Linked DNA regions of Mus musculus: region 1 is linked to region 2. The links are chromatin loops, found by intact Hi-C in ENCODE. Cell type or tissue: heart. All regions are shown on one strand. Each heading gives the region's core, and the rest is flanking DNA. Links, peaks and the distances in the headings are about the cores only.

Region 1 (9,424 bases), core at 4,202-6,701, 110 kb after region 2:
AACCAAAACCAAAAACCAAAAACCAAACAAAAACAAAAACAAAAACAAAAACAAAAACAAAACACCCAGTTGGTTGATATATTCCTAAATTACAAGTACGTGGCATTGTGTTGTGATATCATCTCACTAGGAAGACAACCAGATCATAACTATGCTTTAATTACCTGAGAGAGAAGTGTCGGGGAAGGAGTTAGGAAGAAAGCCCCCAAGGACTCACTAGGCATGCAGAAGGTTTTCCTAGGGATCAGGTGAGTCTATAGCTAAGACCAGCTAGGCGTCTTGATTAAACTCCATAGAGATTCGCTCAGCCCTCTCCGGGGCACCATTTCAGAGGTAATGAGCCCAGGGGAGTAGCCTAGGCGTCCAACCAAGCAGCTCTGCATTGTAATCTCATGCCCCCGTACTATAGAAGAGTTAATTTGCTAGAGCAGCTCCTAGCACTTGAGCAGATGCTTAAGGACATTTCAAAGCTTGCAGGCGAGCAGCCAGGCGGAAAGAAAGGATACAGAAGGCCAAAGCTTGAGCGGGAGAGGGCGATTCCTTCAGCCGTTTTGAACCTGTGGAGGTTGCTAGAGTTGTTTCTCTCCTTGACTTTGGGGGCTCAGTTTATCAGGTTTGGTGGTCGGCCCCTTTGCCCACTGGGTCAAAGTTTGGATATGCTAAATTAGCCTTAGGCTTGCTGTGTAACCAAAAAATGACCCTGGGCTTCTGATTCCTGTGTGTCTTAAATATTAAATATTGGGATTACAGCTGGGAACTACTGTAACAAAGTTCTAGAAATAAAAAGTTGTACATAACTAGGAAAAAAAATCTAACCAGGCGGTGTTGGTACATTGCTTTAACCCAAGCACTTGGGAGGCAGGGGCAGGCAGATCTCTGAGTTCTAGGCCAGCCTGCTCTATAGTGAGTCCCAGGATAACCAGGGTTACACAGAGAAACCTTGCATCAAAAACAGAAACAAAATAAAACAAACAAACAAAAAAACCTGAAAGAAAAACCACCCCAAAAAATATCTCATAGAAATCTGTTTTCTTTTGCTTTTTAAATACCTAGATAATCACATTGACTTTTAGCTCTTAAGACTCACAAACTCAGCCGGGCGTGGTGGTGAACGCCTTTAATCCCAGCACTCGGGAGGCAGAGGCAGGCGGATTTCTGAGTTCGAGGCCAGCCTGGTCTACAAAGTGAGCTCCAGGACAGCCAGGGCTATACAGAGAAACCCTGTCTCGAAAAACCAAAAAAAAGACTCACAAACTCTAAAATATTTACTGATTTCTTCTTTTTAGGAAGAATTTGCCAGTCTATGCTTAAATGGGTGATGCACAGCGTCTTTAGGAGTTATATGTGGCAAGGAAGAAGGGGGTGTAAATAGGTTCAGGCAGTATTTGTGTAGTCCTTGTAGGAAGTCCTGTGGGTTCTGTGTAGAAACACAATGTGGCTTCTGTCCCTGGGGAGCTTACCCTCCAGAGTTGGATGGTGGAAATTGGCTGGCTCTTGGGTGCCTGTGGATAGGTTGATGAGACAAGATGACCCCAACAGACTTTAAATGTGTCAGCTTGTCACTGGGTTATCTTGGCCAGAACATGTCTTCCCAGAAGGTCTCTGCTGGAGCAGTTCCAGGTGTACAAGGAAGATCATCAGATCAGGTGAGAACCACGAGACCAGCAGGGAAGAAGCCAAGGCCGGAATGTCAACCAGGATGGGGTGGCACTGTGATATTGGTTCAGGCAGGAGGCCAGAGAGTGGCACAGCACAGGAGAAACAAGTATGTAGGGCTCAGCAGTTCTGCCTGGTCGGTGGCTTTCTATTCTAGAGACGGGGGCTAAGTTGACTCTTCAGCTTCCTGGGCTCCAGGGTGGCTTAGTACAGCAGGGGTGCAGGGTGGCCCTCTCAGTGCAAAGGCCTGTGGGTATGTTGCTGCTTGTGCTTGTGGCCTTGAGACGTGTGCATGGTAATCTCTCTTGGTTCTCCCAGAAAAGATGACGATATGGCTTGTTATCTTTTCACCTTCTGCTCCAACTGAAGAAACCATACGCAGGAGAAACAGGTGCACTGGAGCCATGAGCCTTTGCTCTGAGGCAGCGTCAGTTGGTGGTGTGGTCTCTCACGCTCTCCAGTTTTGCAGTAGATCCTATGTTTTCAAGAGAACATCGGGGTGCCTCCGTGACCACCCCAGCGCATGCTGTGTAATTCTGAAGCTCCTGTGACAGGGAATCAGGTTGGAAGGGGAACATTACCCAGGACATCCTAGCTCACCACTATCAGAAGCCACTCAGGAGATGACTGTAGGGCTGATTGTAGACTGACCCCTGTCTAAGTGGGTCCTGAACAAGCTAGGCAGAAGGGTGTAAGCTATTTTTGCTAAGCCACCCAGGGGATGGCTTGGCAGTGTGGGATGAAGGTAGGCTTGGGGGTCAGGAGAATGCTATCTAGAGTCCAGGTTTTGTTTCTTAGTGGTTTGTCAATGGGCAAGTAACAGCTTGGTATGTGTAAATGTGCATGTTATATATGCCTGTATATGTGCATATGTACATGTATATGTGTATATGTGCATGTCTATGTGCATGTATATGTGTATATGTGCATGAATATAACTTGTGTTTATTCATGCATGTCCATATACATACATATGTGTGCATGTGGAGGCCAGAGGTCAATACTGAGTGTCTTTCTTTATCATTCCCCTGCAGATTTTTTGAGATACCTTCTCTCACTGAACCTGGAGCTCACTGGCTAAGCTACATGAATTGGCCAGTTATCTGCCCGCCTCTGCTGCATCAGTGTTAGGGTGATAGATGTGTGCAGCTGTGCCCAGCTATTATGTGGGTTCTGGGGATCCAAGTGTACACCCTCATGCCTGCACAGCAAGCCCTTTATCCACTGAGCCATCTCCCAAGCCCCGCACATGATAACTTCTCTAAGTTAGATATGTGTCTAACGTCAAGAAAATGAATGAACCTATTAAGAGGATAGAGAAAACACTAAATGTGGAAATCTATCCACTAAAAGAGAGAGAGAGAGAGAGAGAGAGAGAGAGAGAATGCTTTGAAGCACCCAGGAGGGATGGAAGTCAGAGTCTGATGGTAGTGGGCACAAAGCATCTGTGCTTGGTGAGAAATATTAATCCTCTGCTGAAAGCTGAAAATATTTCGCCCAAGCCTGGCATTTGTTTTTGAACTTTGTCTGCATTATCTTTCATCATGCAGGAGTTCAAAACGTTCCAGTGTTCAAGTCTGCTTCTGGGCTTCCTGTCTTGCTTAAGCGGCCTCTTCATCCTCACATTATTATGCAAGCTGTTTCCTGGGTTTTCTTGCAATGATTTTATAGCCTCGTTTATGCACTTGCGTGTGTTTAGCACACAGGAGTTTGTATTTGGGGATACGTGGGGTATACGTTGGCGGGTAAGTCATGGTCTTACGGTCAGGGCTGCTTTTCTCTGCTCTAAGTATATCAGGGAGATGGTTTCTTAACTGATTTTGTTATTTGATGATGTCATACATATACACAGCATGCTTTTACTCTTTCCCCATACCCCATCTCTTCTTCCTCCATTCCTATTAAGTGCCCACTCTCTTTCCAACCCATTCCCCTGTTATAGGAGCCAGAGGCTGTGGTGGTTACAAAGGCACCTGCTGTTTGACCAAAGTTATGTTTCCTTTGAGAAAACATTATCCAGCAGAGGTGAGGGTTTCTCCCTGAAAACTTGGAGATCACAAAGGACCACACGTGTTGCCCTTGTCCTGACAAATGCCTTCTGGGTTGGTTTTGTCACCCACTGAGAACTATCTAATAGTGCCTACTGACACCATCAGTGACCTGGTCTTCCTGAAGAAAATGATCTCCTGTCTCTAAATCTATCAGTAGCCAATAGCTCAACAGTGAGGGCTAGGGACCCCTGAATACCCTCCCTTGTGCATTCCAGACTCCTGATGGGTCCATCCCTTTACAAGTGCAGTGCAGGCATCTGCAGCTCCTATGATTTATGATTGTCAACTCTGGGTCTTGCCCTGAAGGTGGCATTTTCCAGCCCTTCTGGAAGATTTTTATTTTTGAGTGAAAAAAAAGTCTCATTAATGCACTCATTTATATGCGTAACATGACAGCTTGTTAACAGTGGTTATTAATATACACGGTAACTGGTTATTTATAGTGGGACTGCAGATGTTTGTAAATTTTCTTTTTATTTGTATTTTCATGTTGTTGTGCATAAATGATATGTATCTGTACACTGAAATATATTTAGAGGAAAAGTGTCAAGAAGGTGCTTTTATAACCAGGACTTCCCGTTAGCCTAGCTGCCTTGGCAAGATAGCTGGAGGCTGTCCGGGATAGCCCTGGGCAGTTTGGTACTTTTTGCTCTCAAACACTGACTGGGCTTGATACACAGGAGAGACACATGCTCAGTTGGTTCCATTTCTCTAAAGCCCACAGGATTCACACAGATGAAATGACAACAGATCAACTCATTGAACTTAGGTGTTTGGTCTGGCCGCAAATCTTATTTCCTGATCCGCCCCCTCTCCTCCCATACTGGGTAAACCACATGTGTTAGGAGGAAATTCACCCTCTAAAGTCACGGGTAAAGGTCAAACAGATTTGCATCCTGGGCCAACTGGTCAAGGAACAGGCTTGTTTGGACCATCCGACCTATTTGCAGATAGAGTTGGGCAAGAATGAATGTGAGTGCCCATCTGCACCCCAGTGGTTAGCTTGGGTTGCCTTTATTCCTTATGAGTCACGTCTCTGTCTCTGAGGTTTTGTATGATCCCTGTGCCATACCTGACCTAACTGTAGCCAGAACATTGTGGAAGAGGCTCGCGGTCAACTGGAGAGTTTCCCCCTTTAAATACTCAAACTTTAATAAGTGGAAATATTTAAAAAATAATTTATTTTCTAAAATAATGTTCTGTAAAGCATTGCCTTGTTAAACTCTGCAGGGCCACCATTAGAAATGTCTTCAATAAATGAGCTAAATACCTAATAAAAAATGGAAAAAAAAAAAAAAGAAATGTCTTCAAAGCCGCCAGAGCAATTGTTCCATTCTGATGGCCGAGTGACTAACTAACCTGTTTGTCCCAGGAATATCTGGTCCTGTTGTCTTCCTTCTTTCTACAGTTTGTTTTCCTTCCTTTTGTCTTTTAACAGTCCCATTGATAATCAGTGCATTTATCTCCAGGAGCCAAACTCGTGCTAACAGTCACATGTCACCAACGGTGGGAAGCTGGAAAACCAAGCCTATTGACAGTACACAAACAATGAAAGCACCTTCTCCAGGGGCAAACCTAATGGGACTTTTGTCTGAGTAAAGTTTGAGGTGATGGGGGTTCTTTCTCTCTTGCTCACTCACACGTTGAGGGGGGACTTTCTGCCTGGTTTTATACTGTTACTTTACAGCTGAAGAATGGATACCAGTGGGAATGGACTCAGCAAGAACACAAGGCAAGCGAGGGACACACAACGGGGTCTTCCTCAATCCATGCTCTCTCCTGAGGTTGGGCCCTGATGAGACCAGTGGGGATGCTTGGCTGGTGCAGAGCTCCTTAGAACCCCCCTGGACTGTTTGTCTAGCCCAGATGCAGTCCCTGTGTCCCTGGGAAGCTTATCTGAGTTCCAAGAACCACCTGGATCCCTTCTGCTGATAGATAAGGCAGCGGACTCTGCTTCCTCCTTGGGAATTAGTGTTCTGAATTGCTGTGTTTACCTCTAGAATGTAGATTTGTTGCAGCTGAGCCCTGCAGGGGGCTATTCAAGTTTATCTTCTCTAGGTAGTCATATGCTGGGCGGCCACCAGCGGAAGTCAGCTGCAAAACACCTAGTCTGGAACACACACGCATGCACACACACATCTCATACAACCAAAGCCAGCTGCTTCTCACTGTGACATCCTGTCCCAGAAGGCTCACTTCTTAGAATGTGGAGAGCTGGCCAAGACAAGCGGCTAGGGCAGCAAAAGCCCCAGGGGAGTCTGTCTACTAAGAAAGGACACTGCATGCAATAGACTCACTTCTACATCTCTCATGTAGGGAGATGGCTGGGTGAGCGAGGGCAGAGAAGAAATCCACGGTGAGGCTACCCAACTGGCCAGCTAAAATTCTGAGCTATTTCATTCAGGGAACAAAAAAACCCATTGGGAAAATGTTTTCTGGTTTTTGTTTTGTTTTTGTTTTTCTCACTTCAGGAAATTCTATAGAGGGCTAACAAAAGGCCCCACCCTGCTCCAACTCCTATGGCCCTGAGCTGCAACCTCTCCATTGGTCGTCTCATGTCTGATCTATCACTTAAGATCATGAGAAAGACCATGAGCTGTGGCTTTCCCTCCCTCCCCAGCTCCAAGTCCCCCTCTTTGCTTTCACCTTTCCTCGGCTTTGATCTGTAGTGTTCCTAATGTACTCTTTACTCCTAACCACACACCATACTTATTTTTGTGGGTCTTATTTTTCCTGCTGGTCTAATCTGTGTGTTTTCAGGGTAAGGCCTCTGCTTATCTTTGTACCCAAAGCCTTAATAGGCTCTTTATTATGGGATGCTCAATACAGTTGAAGTAAACCAGGAACAGAGCCAGAGTTCACCCTTAGAGGTGTCACCAGGCACCCAAATTCTCCACTGCAGGAAGAACACCTCCACTCTAGCCTGCCCAGGAACATTGCAGACAGAGACCTTAGTGTCATGCGCCCCAGTTCCTCCAAAGACAAGGAGACAGAAAGCCAGGCCTGGACAGTTAGTCTTTGTGGTTAGCTTCATGTATAACCAAGAGAATCAATATTTGGCCAGGAGAAGTCAGGTAGGAGGTGGGAGAGCTGGGATTTAAGCCAGGCTCTCCCTGACATAGAAGCCCCCTTTTTTCCCTCCCATGAATGAGTCCATAACCCCACACTGGAGAATCCAGCTGCTTTGCTGTTTTCCCAGAAAAGGGCTCTGGTTGGCCCGGCCTGGGAGGGTCTAGGAACCCAGACAGGCAGCAGCTGGCTGCAGTCCATTCCTCCAGCTATGTGGCTGGAGAAGCTGTTTATGAACGCTGCCTGTCTGAGCCTCACCCAGCAGCCTACCCCAGCTACCCCAGCAGCCCAGCTACCCCAGCTACTCCAGCAGCCCAGCTATCCCAGCTACTCCAGCAGCCCAGCTACCCCAGCTACTCCAGCAGCCCAGCTACCCCAGCTACCCCAGCTGGGGCTTTTCACAGACGACTAAGTGGGCAGGTAAATGAACACCAGCCTTTGTCTGCAGGCTGTGGTGTTTTCTGGTGAGGAGTTCGTGTTGGCCATCGTGCTAGGGGGCAAGGGAAGTGGGGGGTCTCCAGCCTTTTCTGCCTGTGAACCTCTCACTCCAAGACAGCAAAGGGAAGGAGGGGTGAAGGGCTTGGACCAAGCAAAGCCTAAGTGGAAATACGAAAGAAAAATGGTCTGTATTCAGGGCAAGGGATAAGGGATTGCTTGAGGGCTTGAACTAGGTTTTATGTCACAAGGCAGCAGAAAACAGCAGAAAACTCAGTGTTGATAGATGGCTTAGATCCCAGCCCTGCCTGTCACTGCTTGGGTGGGAATAGGCAAGTTGTTCTGTTTTATTTTTGTTTTTTTTTTTTTAACCTCTTAGCCTTCGTTTCTTTATCTGTTGTACAAAGAGGATAACCGCGGTATTTTTCTGGGTTTGGCAAAGACACAGAGGCACTGTATCGTGCTAGGCACGCTGTAGCCAGTAAGTGGCAGAGTCCCTATGAGTTTTTTTTCCTTTAAATATCTCCTCGGTTCCTAGACTTGTGAACTATTGAAAAGGCCAGGGCTGCAGAGGGCACCCACACAAGAGTGTCTGATGACTATGGATAGAAAAGAGAGAAACAAAATCATCATGAGCAGCAGGCCCACATTTAGAGGAACTGTGGTCCAGAAGCGGTTGAGTGGGAGACAATCTGTTTCTAGTTAGGGAACAAACAGACAACGGGAGAACCGTAAAGTTGTTGCTTCATAAGTGTCAAAGCTCAACAGAGAGAGGGGGAGGTGGAGGAAGAGGGGGGAGAGGGAGGTGGAGAGGAAGATGTGTTGTGAATGATGTACATGTGTGTGGCATATGTGTCTGTACAGTGTGGCATATGTGCTTGATGTGTGTGTATGTGTGTGCACGCACGAGTAGAGGAGTGTTATGTCTATAGTAAGATTGTCGAGACCCTGGCTTCTTTTCACTTTCAGTGTTTAGTAATGATGGAAATATTTTTATGTAAATTTAGTATATGCATGCCTTCTGTAACTCTCCCAGTGACTCCCAGGTAAGGAAAGTGAGTCTTAGGTCACTTGTTGATGGTCAACCCAACTTTCTGATAGAGGTGGCCCTGAGCCTAGACCTACCCAACGACAGCAGTGTTCAGGCTTACTCCTGAATGAAGGAACTCCTGAATGCAAATAGACTTCAGGTTTGGCTCTGTGTCTGCTACGCGGTGAGCTCTTCTTGTGGCAAGTCACCTAAACAACTGTGTTCTGTTTGTGCTCCCAGACCCACAACTTCCTGTGCAGCTTGTTGCCACCCTCATTTTTATTTTTGTCAGCTCTTCCTCTGAGGCAGGCCTCACCCCAGTGATGCAGGCTCACTAGTTGGAAGACGGCTGGCCTCTGGGCTGAGCCCGAACATTCAATTCTGCCTCAGCCCAGGCCAACTGGGCGTGTCAACTTGATGAGAATGTTTGAGATCAAGTGTGGCTGGGGGCCCTGGAGAACTTCAGCTTCCTGCCATTCCTGGGGTGAGTCTCCAGAGGAGAGAAGGCCCCAGGCCCTCTCTTGGCATGTTCACAACACAGTAAGGCTTCAGCTGTGAGCTGCTTGCAGTAGTTTTCTCTGAATGGCTCCCTCAGGCCCAGCAAATGGCAGGGATGCCCTGGGCCAAACCCAGAAGTGAAACCCTAAGGGGAGACACCCCAACCCCCACCCCTGCCAATAGCTCTTATATAGAAAATAGAAGTTTTCTTCATTTATTTGCTCTTTTACCAAACATTTATTGGCAAGTGCCTACAAGCATTAAGATCTGGCCTTTCAGAAATCCACAGTTCCAATGGGAGAACCAATGTCAAAACACAAAGCTGAGTCCAGAGGCCAGCATGAGGCTACACAGGCAGCTAGGGAATCGTGGAACCTGTCCACCCTGGCTCAGCCTGGTGAATATCAGCTCTGGAGGCTCAGTCAGGATTCGAGAAGTAAATACTGATATCAACCAAGTATTATTATTTACTCAGTGATACAAGATATCAGGCTTCCCACCAAGAACCGTACAGATATCATTTCTTTTAATTTGAGCATTGGCCCTAGTGGGAAAGGTGCCACGCTTCTCTCTGTTTTCAGGAGAGGAGATGGAGGCACTGCATGTGAGGTAACTCGCTCAATGTGAGGATTTTATTTGTTGAGCGAAGTTCATCTGGGAAGCCACCTGTTTAGGTTTCATGAGG
Region 2 (9,424 bases), core at 3,539-6,038:
CCAGGCATCACTGTAAACTCAGCCCAGCATCGCTGTAAACTCAGCCCAGCATCGCTGTAAGCTCAGCCCAGGCATCGCTGTAAACTCAGCCCAGCATCGCTGTAAGCTCAGCCCAGGCATCACTGTAAACTCAGCCCAGCATCGCTGTAAGCTCAGCCCAGCATCGCTGTAAACTCAGCCCAGCATCGCTGTAAGCTCAGCCCAGGCATCACTGTAAACTCAGCCCAGGCATCGCTGTAAACTCAGCCCAGCATCGCTGTAAACTCAGCCCAGGCATCACTGTAAACTCAGCCCAGCATCGCTGTAAGCTCAGCCCAGGCATCACTGTAAACTCAGCCCAGGCATCGCTGTAAACTCAGCCCAGCATCGCTGTAAACTCAGCCCAGCATCGCTGTAAGCTCAGCCCAGGCATCACTGTAAACTCAGCCCAGCATCGCTGTAAGCTCAGCCCAGGCATCGCTGTAAACTCAGCCCAGCATCGCTGTAAGCTCAGCCCAGGCATCGCTGTAAACTCAGCCCAGCATCGCTGTAAGCTCAGCCCAGGCATCACTGTAAACTCAGCCCAGCATCGCTGTAAGCTCAGCCCAGGCATCACTGTAAACTCAGCCCAGCATCGCTGTAAGCTCAGCCCAGGCATCACTGTAAACTCAGCCCAGCATCGCTGTAAGCTCAGCCCAGGCATCACTGTAAACTCAGCCCAGCATCGCTGTAAGCTCAGCCCAGGAGAGCCTTAACTTGGGTTTTCTTTATTTTGTGTGCACACGCCATGTGTCACACGTAGAGCTCAGCAGACAATGTGCAGGAGTCAGTCTCTGCTTCTACCACGTGGGATCCAGGACTGGACTTGGGTTGTCCAGCTCGAAGGCAGGTGCCTTTACCCACTGAGACATCTCACTGCCCCTAGCTGTGATTTTAAGTCAGTGTGCGGGACTGTGCCCTTCACTTAGATTCAACTGGATTTCCTCTTCTGTATTTCTTTGGTTTTGTTTCTGGCTGTTTGAAATAAATTCTCAGGGTGTAACTAAGCCTGGCCTTGAACTTGTGATTTTTCTGGCCTTAGCGTCCCAAGCACAGGGATTACAAGTGTGTACAGCTGTACCCGACTTATAACTGGGTCCCTTTTTAGAAAACAATATTAGATTTTTGCCTCACAACATGTAAAATATATATATATACTTCAGCTGGTCAGCTACATGAAAATGTGCAAATGGAAACTTCAACTTTGTTTTAACAATAATCCCAGCAGAAAATCTTCAAGACTTCAAGGATTAAAAAGAATTTCTTAGAAAGAAATAAAGAAAATCTCTTTCTCTCTCTCTCTCTCTCTCTCTCTCTCTGTCACACACACACACACATACACACACACATATACACACACATACACACAAGAATATTATTTAGCCATTAAAAATAATGAAACTCTTATCATTTATAGCAGTATAAGTGAATCCAGAGTTGGTGTTAGTTGAAATAATTCAGACAGATACCATGTGCTCTCACCTCATAGACACTAAGACTAGTTGGGTTGGGGTCTGGCCCTGTGGTAAGGTGACCACCTGACATGTGCAGAGCTCTGGGCTCAATCCCTGACACTGAAAATAACAGACATAAAAGGAATAAGTTGAAAATGAGATGTTGGTGAGCGGTGGCGACTCCCAGAGGCTGTCGTGAAGAGGAGGAGACATGATAAAGACTGGTTGAAGGTACAGAAAGACACAGAGACAAAACAAACAAACCAACCAGTTCTGAAAAGTCCGTTACAGCACAGTAGGGGAGCTGTCGGTAACAACGATTTGTTGTATACCCCAAAAGAGGATTGTGAATGTTTCTAATACACACAGAAATAATAAATATTTGGCTTGGTGGGACATATGGTTTTTGATTTGATCATTGTCCCTTATAGACATGTAGAAGATAGCATACCGTACCCCAGGAATGTATTGATTCAATGCCAACTTAAATGTTAAAGGCTTCCTAGAAAAGGTTTTAAAGCTCTACTCAGACGAGAAACAGTTGAGAGGTCTGACTGGGTTACGGTGTGATTATCAGTGATGCACAGTTAAGGCTATGGCCCAGAAATGGCCCTGACTGCTGTTCCTGGACATAAGGAGCCAGAAAAAACAAGACAGGGACAGCAAACTTTACCCACCATACAGAAATGACACATTTTACAGTTGCTTAATCAGGACACTGGGAGTCTAAGGGATTGCTTTAGCCTTTATTTTATTTATATTTAGTATTTTTCAACAGTGAGAATTCAACCAAGAACCTTGCAGTGTACTAGGCAAACATCTAAGAGTGAGCTATATCCCCAGCCCTAAAGACCTTTATATTTAAAACATTTTTTAAGGAAACAGAAAACAACCACTAACCTCCACCTGCAGCATAGAAGCTGACATATAAAAGTGGAAATGGTCAGGCCCAAAGATACATTCTGATCTTAGCAAGGCCATGTGTGAGCTGTGTCCCCGGGGCTTCTCGCCGAGGAAGTCTAAACAGGACAGTGGGCCTAATGAGGAGGTGAGGTTGTACAGAGAGTTCGGCTGGAGCCCAGGGAGAGGCGGCTCTGGCTTCACAGCCTTCCTTAGCCTTGTACTTCACAGGCCCTGCCTGGCTTTGCTCAGACCCTGGACGTGGCAGGTGGATCTGCATACCTTGCAGTGATAAGCATGCTCAAAACCACACCCAGCTCCTTAATTAGATGGGTCTGTAGCTGCTGACAGTGACCTGCATAATTGGACTCCATTACTGTGGAGTCATAAGACCTGACAGAGAGCCAAGGAATATACCCAGGTATGACGTGCGAGAAGGGAGTAATGGGTGCCTACAGAGGTTCCTGCGTTTTGGTTAAGGTGATTCTCTGGAACCTGGTAATTTGAAGATAGGGTCCTTGGAATGTTTTTTTTCACCTGAAGCCTTGCTTAAGTTTTCTCATTTGTGATATAGGACAGCACGTCTCTTGCCCATAGACAGATTCAAAGATAAAGACGTTCGTGCCCTTCCATTGTGACTGAGTTATATAGTTGTCCTTATCACTGCTAACTGTCCCTGAGGAGAGTAAAGCCAAGATGTTGGTTATCTTAAATAAGTGATGGATGCATGTGTGTGTGTGTGTATGCCAGTTGTGAATGTATGTGCACCACATATGTGCAGAAGTCTACCAAAGCCAGAAGGCATCAGGTTCCTGAAACTGTAATTATAGGTAGATATGAACAACCATGTCAGTGCTAGGAATGAACCTGGGTCCTCTGCAAGAGCGATATGAGCTCTTAACCTCTGAGTCATCTCTCTAGCCCCTGGCAGCTTGTATTTTTGTGACAGGGTCTCTCACTGGCTTGAAGTTTACAGGTTGGGCTATACTGTCCTGCCAGTGGCCTCAGGGATCTTTATGCCTTTGGAGACCAAGGCTGCCTTTGACACAGGTCCTGGTAATGAAACTCAGGACTGTGTGTTTACCCAGTAAGCACCTTGCTGACTGAGCTATTTCTGCAACCCAAGAAGAGTGCGTCTTAAGATACTCAATTTTAAGTCTGACTTGAGAGTCAGTCATATCAGGGTTGGACATGGAACTCAGCAGTGGATAAAGAAACCTCGTTTCTCTAAGTGTGAATCTGACCTTTCCTCTGTCATTTCTGTTTCTTGGTGAAGGAAACTCTTCACTGGGCTTGAGGTTTCCCCTTTGGAAGGTGGCCTGAGAAACGAAGGTCCACTGGGGCTCCTCGCTGTTTGCACAGTATTTTGTAGGACCTGTGCATTACAACCATCTGTGACTTGGACACTCCAGGCACGGTGAGGTAACCTGTAGTCTCAGTACCCAGTGGGCTGAGGCAGGAGGGCCATGGGTCAAAGGTCAGCCTGGGCTACATATCAATACTGTCTTCTAAGAAGTGGGAAGACAGCAACCTTTTTAAAAGCTGTGGGCCCCATGGCTCACGCTGGGATTTGATTTCATAACTTTTAAGCTCTGCCGCTAGATTGCTGACCTGTGTGGCTAGAACGACCTCAGCTAAGAGTTCAAGTGACAAGTTCAAGTTTGTAAAATCAATAGAGAGAAAGGGACTTGGGGGGGGGGGTGGCCCCGGAGCGGGGGAGGGTTGGGGGAGGGGAGTAAGGGTTTGCCAGAGCCATTTCAGTGACCTGTGTTGAAATCTTGTGATTTATGGAAGTTGTTGAGAAATTATACAGAAAATTGGCAACAAGGGAAGTTGCTCTTGAAATCCATCCTATTAAGATAAAATTGGTTTCTTAAAAAGTCTTCATAGATTTAGTTCTTAAACCAGTGCCCAGTGCCGTTACTTGTTACTTATGTGTCTCCCTCCCCCTTTACCAGGCATCGCGTGGCACCTCCTCTATCCCAGGGACGCTAATTCTGTTTTCTGGTCAGGCCAGTCCTTTCAGGGTACATCTCCCCCACCCCCATCTTAGCAGCAACATTGTTTTTGGCAAACATCTCATTGGGAAGCCAAATTCAAGCTCAGGCCTGACTGTAGGTCCTGCTAACATTAATCCCCATTGTTGGGGCACTGTGTTGCATGATTGCATAAATATTAGAGTCTTGCAAAAGCACTGGTAATTACACACTTATACATCTGTGGCTACTGGTAATCTTTTATAAATATGTGTAGACTACATAGCAGCAAGATGAGGCAGGCTCAATTCTAGGCTATCTATAAAACTGAGAAATTTTTCAGTATTTGTGATATATGAGTGTGTATGTGGAGGCAATAAAAATCAAATTTGGTGGACGGAAGAGAGGTAACTCAGAAGTCTAGAGTGACTGTCACTTTTACAAAGGACCTGAGTTTGGTGCCTGGAATCTACCTGGTGGCTCATTATGATGGTAATTCCAATTCCAGAGGACTCAGTGCTGTCTCTGTCCTCTGCAGACTCCCATGCAATGGTGCCCACGAGCTTACACAAGCACACACATAAACTGAAAATAATTTAAAAAATAAAATCTGGAGACTAGAGAGAAAGCTCAGTGGATAAAGTAATTGTAAGCATAAGGCTTGAAGTGGGATCTCTAGTGCTTACATAACAGCTGGGCAGGCATGGCAGGCCACATGTAATCCCAGCACTTGGGAGGCAAAGAAAAACGGTCCCTTGAAAGCTTGGCTAGATATGCTGAATTGGGCAACTCTGGGGTCAGGGAGGGACTCTGCCTTAATAAATAAAATGGAAAGCCACTGAGGAAGATAACTGATGTCAACCTCGGACCACACACATGTGCACGCGTGTGCGTGCGAGACACACACACACACACAGTGACCCATATTCATCTGAACACATACACACCGCATACAAAAATACTAATATGTTAAAAAAAAAAAGAGGGGTTGGTGAGATGGCTCAGCGGATAAGAGCACTGACTGCCCTTCTGAAGGTCCTGAGTTCAAACCCCAGCAACCACATGGTGGCTCACAACCACCAGTAATGAGATCTGATGCCCTCTTCTGGTGCATTTGAAGTCAGCTACAGTGTACTTATGTATAATAATAAACAAATCTTAAGAAAAAAAGAAAAAGAAAGAAAGAAAGACAGGAAAGACAGACCGACCTGAAAAGTATTCCAAACTGTCTAGGTGAAGTCACCATGACTTTGGTTCAACCATTTAATCCCATCAGACTTCATTTCCAACACCCATGATGATAAGCGTAATGTACTTGTCTAAGGAACTCACCTATGAGTTTTGCATTCAGTTATAAACAGGGCTATTTTGGGTGAAAGCATTAAAATTGTAAAGTTCAAATAGAAAACTATTGCTGTTGGATGCTGGAAAGCGGGGGACAGTGAGGAGCAAGGCTTTCCCACAGCACATGGGCACCCCTTAAAGGCTACACAAGTTCACAGAAAAATTAAGGTACAGCTTTTCCGTACATCCCAGCCTCACTTCAGTGCATAGTCTCCTCCACCATTATCAACATCCCTCACCAAAGCAGTAGTGACTAGCAGAGAGCCACATGTATCTGGGGATAAGGAGAGATATTTGGAAGGTAGTTAAGGATTATGCTGGCTTAAGGAAGTGGGGATGGGGGCTCCTCCAGACCCATGACTTCTCTAAACCCAAGTAGTTGGCTAGGCCTCCAGCACCAGGCATGGCTTCCCTTCTGTTGAGTGTGTCTTAAGTTTAATTAGAGAGCTATGGTCCTCAGGGTTACTGTGCCATATTTGTTGTTGTTTTAGTTCACAGGCATCATACCTGAGTAGGACTATGGGTTGTTTTCCTCACTTGGAAGCTTGCACAGCACCTTCTGGTACCAGGAAAGCTAGCACCCAGAGGAGACTTTTCAGCTAGATCCTCAGGGTCTTGTGTCTGAAGTACATGATGTCTTCATCAATAGGGACTCACTAGGAGTCCCTACTCAACATCCGGGAGGCAAGCAAGGGCTACAGCAACAGCCTAGCATGTTTTGGGAGTCTCTTGGACTCCTCTGACCCACAGCTTAAAAGGGGGCTTCTCAAGCTTGGTGGTGGGGGTTTTGTTATATAGTCCGTGGCTCTTAGGCTCTTGGGATGAGTCTTGTCTGACCAGCTGAGTAGATTTCATTTAACTGTTAATGTATGTATATGTATATGTATATGTATATGTATATGTATATGTATATGTATATGTATATGTATATGTATATGTATATGTATATACACAGACACACATGTATTATATGCAATTTTAGGGAAATAATAATATGATTCCTTATGGCTTTACAGACATTCTCTAATCTCATTTACCTTCTCTCTCCTTATGTCTTGACCTCCCTCCCTGTCCCTAACAAAAGTTCCTCTTTCCCATTTCCCCCTTTAAATCACTTGTTGTTCCCTGTAGCTTCCCCCTGATGCCCCCCCCCCCACGCCATTTTCAGTTTGCTTTCCTTTTTCTGTACTATACAAGTTGTACTCTCATGTCTTAGTCAGGGCTCTATTGCTGGGAAGAGGCACCAGGACCACAGAAGGAAAGATCTTTCTTACAGTTTCAGAAGTTTAGTCCATTGTCACCATGGCAGGGAGCTTTGGGCACACAGATGCCGTCATGGTGCTGGAGAAGCTAAGAGTTCTACACCCCATCTGCTGGCAGTAAGAAGAGAGAGAACCACTGAGCCTGGCTTGGGCTTCTGAGAACCTAAAGCCCATGTCCCATGACACATTTCCTCCAACAAGGCCACATCTACTTCAACAAGTAGTATCACTCTCTAAGCACTCAAATATATGAGCCTGTGGGGACCATTCCTGTATTCAAACCACAATGCACATCTTGAGATTTAGAGCTAGGAGCCATAGAAGAGAGAGACTCTCTGAGTCTGGGTTACCTCACTCAGTACAATCCTTTATAGTTCTATCCATTTACCTGATTACAAACACATACCACCAAGCCCAATCTATGTGGTGCTAGGGATAGAGCCAGGACTTTGTACAGATTAGGCAAATGCCTGACTACCTGGGGTACTCCAGCACTAACTGCGCTATATTGTATCTCCAGCACTAACTGAGCTATATTGTATCTCCAGCACTAACTGAGCTATATTGTATCTCATCTCTAGCATATAAGTGAGCTATATATATATACATACATATATATATATATAGCATATATATATATATATATATATATATATATCTAGCATATAAGTGAGCATATAGCATATAAGTGAGCTTTATTGTATCTCCAGCACAGAGTGAGCTATGTGGTATCTCCAGCACTAACTCAGCTTGGCCATTTCTCCCCTTTGGTACACTTAAGATACTCAGTTGTCTTTGTCATCCATTTTTGATGTTGCAATCTCATTTTTCACTCTTCTGTTTCACTGAAGGTAATGTGTGTTTTCCTTTAAGTTTCTCTCTTACTTGTTCTCATCCAAACCACCACAGTACTACTCTACTTTCTTTGGGTTCTCATCCACATGGCCCCTAACTGTCAGGCTGTACCATGTCTGTAACTTTTTACTGTTTATAAAGCAATCGAGTGCAAGTTGTTTTCAATGAGAGATTACAGGCCAGACAATGTGACCCATCATATCTGCTCTTCTGGGAAAAGGATATTTCATGTCCATTGTGTATGATTATGCATATGTGTTTGACAGTTATAGTTGTCCTTAGGAAAATCAGAAATTTCAGAGGCAGAATGATCAAGGGAACGCAGAGTCACAGATTGGTATTGCTTCCAAGAGGCAGTGGGAAAGACTGATCTGGTGTAGAGTTTCAGGGATGTCCAACCTTTTGACATTGTGCTCTGATGTCACCTACAGATGGGTTGGATTGAATTCATAGGTATCCTGATAGGCAGAGGACTTGTGGGCTCCAGGTTGGCCATGTTTGATAGGCCTTCTCTGACTGCTCCTCTGTAGTGTGGAATTAAAGAGCCCATCCCTCTATGTGTTGTTGTTCTTTTATAGAGGGTTAAGTAATTTCTTGGGCAATAAGTTAAATCTTGGCCTTGAAAAAAAAAAAAGAGCCATCAAGGGAACTCTACTCTTAACTGGCTTCCCTGCCCCTGTGTGGCTCTCAGCTGTCCTGTGGTGGCTAAGGTGCAGTCTCTTCAAGAGTGTCTGTAAGGGCAGCTGGCTCTGATGCAGTCTGGAGAGGCCACATTAGTCAGTGGAGTCTTCTCCATTGCCCTGATCCTTAACACTCCGACGTGTGTCTGTGACTGTGAAGGTGGATTCCTGCCTCTGGTTACAGCTTAGGGCACATCAGCAAATAAGTTCAGGCCACTCATAAGTTTGCAAGTCTAGACTCTGGCTTCCCCATAATGTCACGCTTTGGCCAGTTGGTGTTGGATCAAGATTTCCAAACTTTAAACTCTAAATGTCAGTACTGAAGAGATAAGTCAGGCAGTAAAGTACTCGCCTTGCAAGCATGAGGACCTGAATTGATCCCAAGAACTCATGTTAAAATGCTGGGCATGGTAGCATTGGGCTCGACATCCCAGTTCAGGGGAGGTGGAGATAGACAGACCCATGGGGCTTTTTGGTCATCCAGCGTAGACCTGTCTCCAAAAGCAATGACCCCTGAGAGGATGGTGTTGTGGAATAGTGGCTAAGGTGGTCCTTGGGTCTCCAGACATATGCTCACACAGACAAACACAGTGGCACACACACACACACACACACACACACACACACACACACACACACACACGGATTCCAAATGTTGACCATGAATTTGTGACAGATAGGCATTCAGATTCCACAATAGGATGGAAACCTGAGAAATTGCCATGGGCATGAGAATATACCGTAAATCATTTGTTCATTCAGGAAACATTCAATGGGCTTCTTTCTGGCAAGCTCAGTACTAGGGGGCTATATAGCACCCTTTCCTCCGAGAGGTTACAGTTTAGAATATCTACAAGGAGCACAAAAGAGTTCACCAACACAGAGACTGAGGTGCTGAGGAGCTCCTGAGAATGGTTGGCAAAGTGCCTTGGCTA

What was found. A loop is a pair of places that touch in the nucleus more often than their neighbours do. Peaks named below come from ENCODE experiments on the same cell type or tissue, not always from the same donor. Only the 100,000 strongest peaks of a DNase experiment are listed, where the experiment ranks them.
Region 1: a loop joins it to region 2, with 2.1 times the contacts of the local background. A loop is called at or near these places in 4 of 42 quality-filtered maps.

The regions. Positions count from the first base shown.
Region 1 is chr19:53,885,261-53,894,684 of GRCm38, forward strand. The region is part of intron 3 of Gm30990; the gene reads right to left. It also overlaps a transcript of Pdcd4 not described here. Among named protein-coding and RNA genes, the nearest start is that of Pdcd4, 13 kb to the right of the region's middle. In heart, for the core only: a CTCF peak has its summit at 5,734; a DNase peak (open chromatin) is centred at 5,931; H3K27ac peaks cover 367 bases.
Region 2 is chr19:53,776,955-53,786,378 of GRCm38, forward strand. The region is part of intron 1 of Rbm20 (RNA binding motif protein 20); the gene reads left to right. The region is part of intron 1 of Gm30890 (a long non-coding RNA gene); the gene reads right to left. Among named protein-coding and RNA genes, the nearest start is that of Gm30890, 5.4 kb to the right of the region's middle. In heart, for the core only: no CTCF peak of the experiment used is centred there; DNase peaks (open chromatin) are centred at 3,873, 4,428 and 5,095; H3K27ac peaks cover 230 bases.